Linked DNA regions of Homo sapiens: region 1 is linked to region 2. Evidence: chromatin loops called from intact Hi-C (ENCODE). Cell type or tissue: ovary. All regions are shown on one strand.

Region 1 (2,500 bases), 300 kb after region 2:
GGTTTCTAAGCTGGGGTCCTGGGGATCTGGGCCCCTCTGGCAACTCCTACCCTGTCCCCTTCCCCCACCAGTGGGCTCACTTTGCAATTCTGCTGATGTCAGCTTGAGTGCCTTAATGGGCAGAAAATCCTGACTCCTTTGCCCGACTAGGCTAGCTGGGACTGCAGGGGGCCCCAGGTAAGGAGCATATACTTCTGAAATTTGTGTGTGCCCCCGCGTATGCGTTTGTGTCTTAGGTAGGTAGGTATTTATCTCTGTGTTGTGTGTCTGAAGGTCATGCATGAGCCTGTGTTCATATACACAATGGCGTGCACAAAGGCACATTATGGATTTGTGTATGTTTGTTTGTGTGGAGAGGGTCAGGAGCTCCCAGACATTCCTGAACACTTGCACATGGGTTGGCTGTTATCTCCAGCGCCTGGGAGGAACTGGCTCCTTAAAGGAGGGGGATGGTGAGTTACTTTGTAAAGTGGAGACAAGCCCCTTAAGCCCTGGGGAAAGGGATTTACATAAACCAAGGTCCCACGTTTAGGTTGGGTTCTCAGCTCTGGTGTGCCCATGAAAGACCCTCTCCCAGGTCCTAGCAGAGCTGCTGGCACAGTGCCCTGGGTGCCAGCCCACTGTCCTGCATGGGCTCAGAGGAGCTGGAACGGTGTCAGCTGGTGCCAGCTCCCTGGGGGCAGGGCAGGCCGGGCCAGGCTATGTGAACAGAGTGTGTCCTCAGTCCTCTGGGGGAAATCGGAGACCAGGCCAGATCCTGCCTGCTGGGTCTCTCACCCTCTTCTCAGCTTACACTTCCAGGGAAACTGGTCACCCTGGGTAGAGACTTGCTCCAGATATCAGGGCCCTGAGGCTCCAGCCTGAGCTCCTGGGAGGGGATGTGGTGTAGAGACACCCTTGGCCAGGCCCCTGCCTCAGGCTGGCCTGGGGCGCCAGAGAGACCAGGCTTGTAGAAGGAACGGAGCAGGCTCACGCGGAGCCCTGTGCACGGTGAGCTCAGGGTGCAGAGGGATCTCTGGGGCCCTGGTCACCCTCCCTGGGGAGTCCTGCTTTTCAGTGTGGCAAGAAGCGCCTTGCTGTGTGACAGCCCTCTTCCCCTCCCTGACTCTTAGTCTCCCCTGGGTCCTCTGGGGGCCCTAACAGCAGGATGTACCTGGCCTCCTGCCCGAAGCCTCTCAGAGTGGAGGAGGACCTAGGAGGCTGGACACTGAGATGCGAGAGGCGTCATAGGAGGGGCGGTCCAGGGGCAGGGTGGGGAGGAGACTTCTCTTGCTCATTCCTGGTTCAAATGTTTCAGATGTTGGGATGCAGGGAAGAGGTGACTCTGGTCCCCAGATGCAGGTCAGCTGCCAGAGGCTGGCCAGGGCTTCCCACCCACTGACCCTGGCTGCACTCAGAGGCCTCTCACATTTCTCTTCCTCTCTTCAGTCTACTGTCAGGGCCAGGCATATCCCCTGGGACCCAGAATCTGTCTCCATTGCCCCCAACCCTGCGACACCCTCAAGAGAGGTCTAGAGGGTGGTGACTCAGTAACTCAGAGAGGGCCTTCTGGAGATGCCGCGGCCTCAGAACCCCTCTGTAACCCAATGCTGGCCTCTCAGGCCACGTGCGGGGATGCCTGGCTTTTCTGAATCCTTGCTGCTTCCTCTGGCTTTGAGAAGCAGCACACTTGGTCCTCCTGTTGGGAGGGTGGACACCAGCAGAAGCCTTCCTTGTAAAAGTTTCTAGGAGGCACCTGTGGTGGTTCTCCTCCCCCTCCCCCTTGGTACCATGTCCCAGCCTTGGGATCCCCAAGTCCCCCCACTCCCTTCACTTTGCTGCTGCAACCCCTTGAGAGGTGGCTGGGGAAGGACAGGGGTATGGAGGTCGAAACTCAGGCTAATAAATCTAGGGTGGGGAGCATTTATTTTAATTTTTGTCTTGCAGCTCTTTGTAGAGGACCTAGCCTTTCTCTACTGAACTGAAGGGGTTTGGTCCCATCACCCGAAGACTGGCCCACCTGCCCACACAGGTGGGGGCACAGGAGGTCTGGGAGGCCCCAGGAGGTGGAAGTTCAGAGGCCTGCCTGGCCCTGTCCATCCCACTGGCTGAGGCCAGGCCGGAGGGCCGACCCCAGGGGCCCTCTGTATGCAAGCCGACGCAGACAAGGGCCCAGTGCATAGTTAAGACACAAACACCACACAGCTGTCCAGAGCCTCCAAAGCACTGTTTATCCAGGCTCCATGGAACCAAGTGCCCCCAGCTGCCTGCCCTAGTCCTCAGGGGGGCACTGGCACCGCAGTGGCCTCGGCCTGAGACCCTCGATGAGCCCCAGCCTAACCTGCTCCAAAGCCACTGACACATGCATGTTTAGCCCTTGGCCCATCAAGATGGGGCCCTGGGAATGAACTGGCTGCAGACCCTCCTCCATCCCACACCCCCAGGGGCTCCATCAGTCCTGGCTAGCTCAGCACCATGTTAAATAGCTTCCTTGCAATCTCCCTTAAATAAACCCATCCCC
Region 2 (2,500 bases):
ACTTACTTTATTGTAAGAATATACAGTATAGGCTGGGCACAGTGGCTCACGCCTGTAATCCCAGCACTTTAGGAGGCTGAAATGGGTGGGTTGTTTGAACCCTTGAGTTTGAGACCAGCCCTGGGCAACGTAAGGAGACCCCGTGTCTATTTTCATTAAAAAAAAAAAAAAGAAAGAAAAAAAGAATGCAGTATATATAATACATACAACATACAAAATATGTTGTTTATCAGTAAGCCTTCCAGTCAGTAGTAGACTATCAGTAGTTCCATTTTGGGGGAGTCAAAAATTATACACAGATTTGACTGTGCAGGGGCCAGTGCCCCAAACCCCTTGTCGTTAAAGGGTTAATTATACATTAAACTGTCTGCTCAACATCTCCCATTTGAAAGTTTTGTAGTCCTTTCAAACTTAAAACAGCACTTCATCTGTCTCCCAAACCTCATAACCCTTTCCTATTAACAGGTGAGCCCCTAAAATCTCCACTTAAGCAAAACAAAACAAACCAAAAAACCCCAAAACTAATCAGGCACCATCCTTGATGTCCTTCTTTTGCTTACCCCCACATTTGATCCAACACCATCTCTTGTCAATTAAATATCTAAATAATATCTACATCTGGGCGTGGTGGCTCACGCCTGTAATCCCAGTACTTTGGGAGGCTGAGGAGGGTGGATCACTTGAGGTCAGGTTCGAGACCAGCCTGGCCAACATGGTGAAATCCCATCTCTACTAAAAATACAAAAAATCAGCCAGGCATGGTTTGAGACACAGCGAAACTCTGTCTCAAAAATAAATGCATAAAGTCTACAATGTAATTCTTGCAATTCCACTGCCACCCTAGTAGTACGGGTGGCCCCCACATCTCATTTGGACAAGGGCACCCTTTTGAGTGGTCTCTGCTCTTCCAACTTTATATATACCCATCTCCACTGTCCTCACAGAACTCCAAGCTATCTTTGTCAAATGTCCCAGTGCATCTCAAACAAATTACAAACCATGGCCTATCATTAGACAAAGTGATGTGGCCTCTGCCTACCCTTCTAACTTCATGCAACCTTGAGCCACAATGGTGTTTGTAATTTCTTGAATATGCCAAGTCCTTTCCTCCCAGCCTTGTACTAGCTCTTTTGTCTAGAAAACACCCATCCTCTACTCTTCACCAGGCTAATTCCTTGTCATTATTCAGGCCTCAAGCATCACCTCCTTTGAGAAGCCTCCTCCAGTGAAAGCAAGGCCTGTATGCTAGTTACCCTTGATCACTTCACCTGATTTGTTTCCCTGGTAGTGCATATCATCGCATTACTTCATCTGCTCTACTTCATGGCTGTAGTCCCAGGGCCTGGCATAACACCCTATACGCAGCTGCACCAGGAAGGTTTCACAATTGAGACAGAATGTAAAGACAGGTAGGATTCATACAAGCAAAAGATCAGATACTACTTGAGATGTAAATACTGGGAGTAAATTCACCAAAAAGGTGCCACCGGGTATTTACGTGCTCTTACAGGCTGAACTGTATTCTCCTTAAAATTCTTATGTTGGCCGGGCATGGTGGCTCACGCCTGTAATGCTAGCACTTTGAGAGGCTGTGTCAGGTGAGACTCTGTCTCAAACAAACAAACAAAAAATCATACATTGAAGTCCTAGCCCCCAGTACTTCCGAATGTGACCTCATCTGGAGGCAGACACACACACACAGGTAGGAACACCATATGAAGATGAAGGCAGGGATCTACAAGCCCAGGAATGCCAAAGATTGCCAGCAAAGAACCAGAAGCTAGGAGAGGCCTAGAAGAGATTGTCCCTCACAGTCCTCAAAAGGAACCAACACTGCTGACACTTGACTTTGGACTTCTAGTCTCCACAACTTTTGTCATTTAAGCCACAGTCTGTGGTACTTTGTCACAGCATCCTTAGCAACCAACATACGTACTTCCTCAGTTAAGTCTCAGCTCCAAGAACAGGTTTGCATAAACAAAGAAAAACAATCAGAAGACTCTGGGCCTCCCCTGGTCCTAGCTAGGGTGGGAGATGTGTACAGAAATTTCAGTTACTGGTTCTCACCTGATGAGCCCGGAGCAGGGCGGTCCTCCGATACATATAGTCCTCTGATTTGATCACATACACCATCTTGTAGGAATTCAGCTTGAATCTACACTCCAGCTTATCCAGACTATCCACATTCTCCATGGTCTTCTTGCTGTTTCCTTCCTTCCCTTCCTTTTCCTGCTGCTCTCGACCACGTTGACACTTCCGGATCCGCCGTAGATTCCTATTGCAGAAAAGCCCCGGAGGATGAGAGCTCGTCCAGATGCAGATTCCCGTGACTTCCCCAAAGTGAGTTTTCTTTATTATATGCTTGCATAGTACTCATCCCAATTTGTTAAATACATACACAAATGTTCAGTTGTTTCACTGCAAAAAAAATTTCAACTGCAAAGGTACACAGAATAAAAAGCAGAAATCTTCACCCATCCCCTACTTGACTTAGCAGATG

Evidence for each region. Hi-C counts contacts between places; a loop is a spot of excess contacts. Peaks named below come from ENCODE experiments on the same cell type or tissue, not always from the same donor. Only the 100,000 strongest peaks of a DNase experiment are listed, where the experiment ranks them.
Region 1: it touches region 2 in a loop (2.8-fold over the local background); 36 of 110 quality-filtered maps call a loop at or near these places.

What each region holds. Positions count from the first base shown.
Region 1 is chr15:75,672,436-75,674,935 of GRCh38, forward strand. CSPG4 (chondroitin sulfate proteoglycan 4) reads right to left here. Exons shown (of 10, transcript NM_001897.5): 10 at 1,887-2,500. Among named protein-coding and RNA genes, the nearest start is that of SNX33, 26 kb to the left of the region's middle. RefSeq lists an enhancer at 1,883-2,500. In ovary, no CTCF peak of the experiment used is centred here; a DNase peak (open chromatin) is centred at 1,196; H3K27ac peaks cover 2,469 bases.
Region 2 is chr15:75,373,598-75,376,097 of GRCh38, forward strand. It overlaps SIN3A (SIN3 transcription regulator family member A), which reads right to left. Exons shown (of 21, transcript NM_001145358.2): 20 at 2,068-2,275. Among named protein-coding and RNA genes, the nearest start is that of MAN2C1, 6.2 kb to the left of the region's middle. In ovary, no CTCF peak of the experiment used is centred here; no DNase peak of the experiment used is centred here.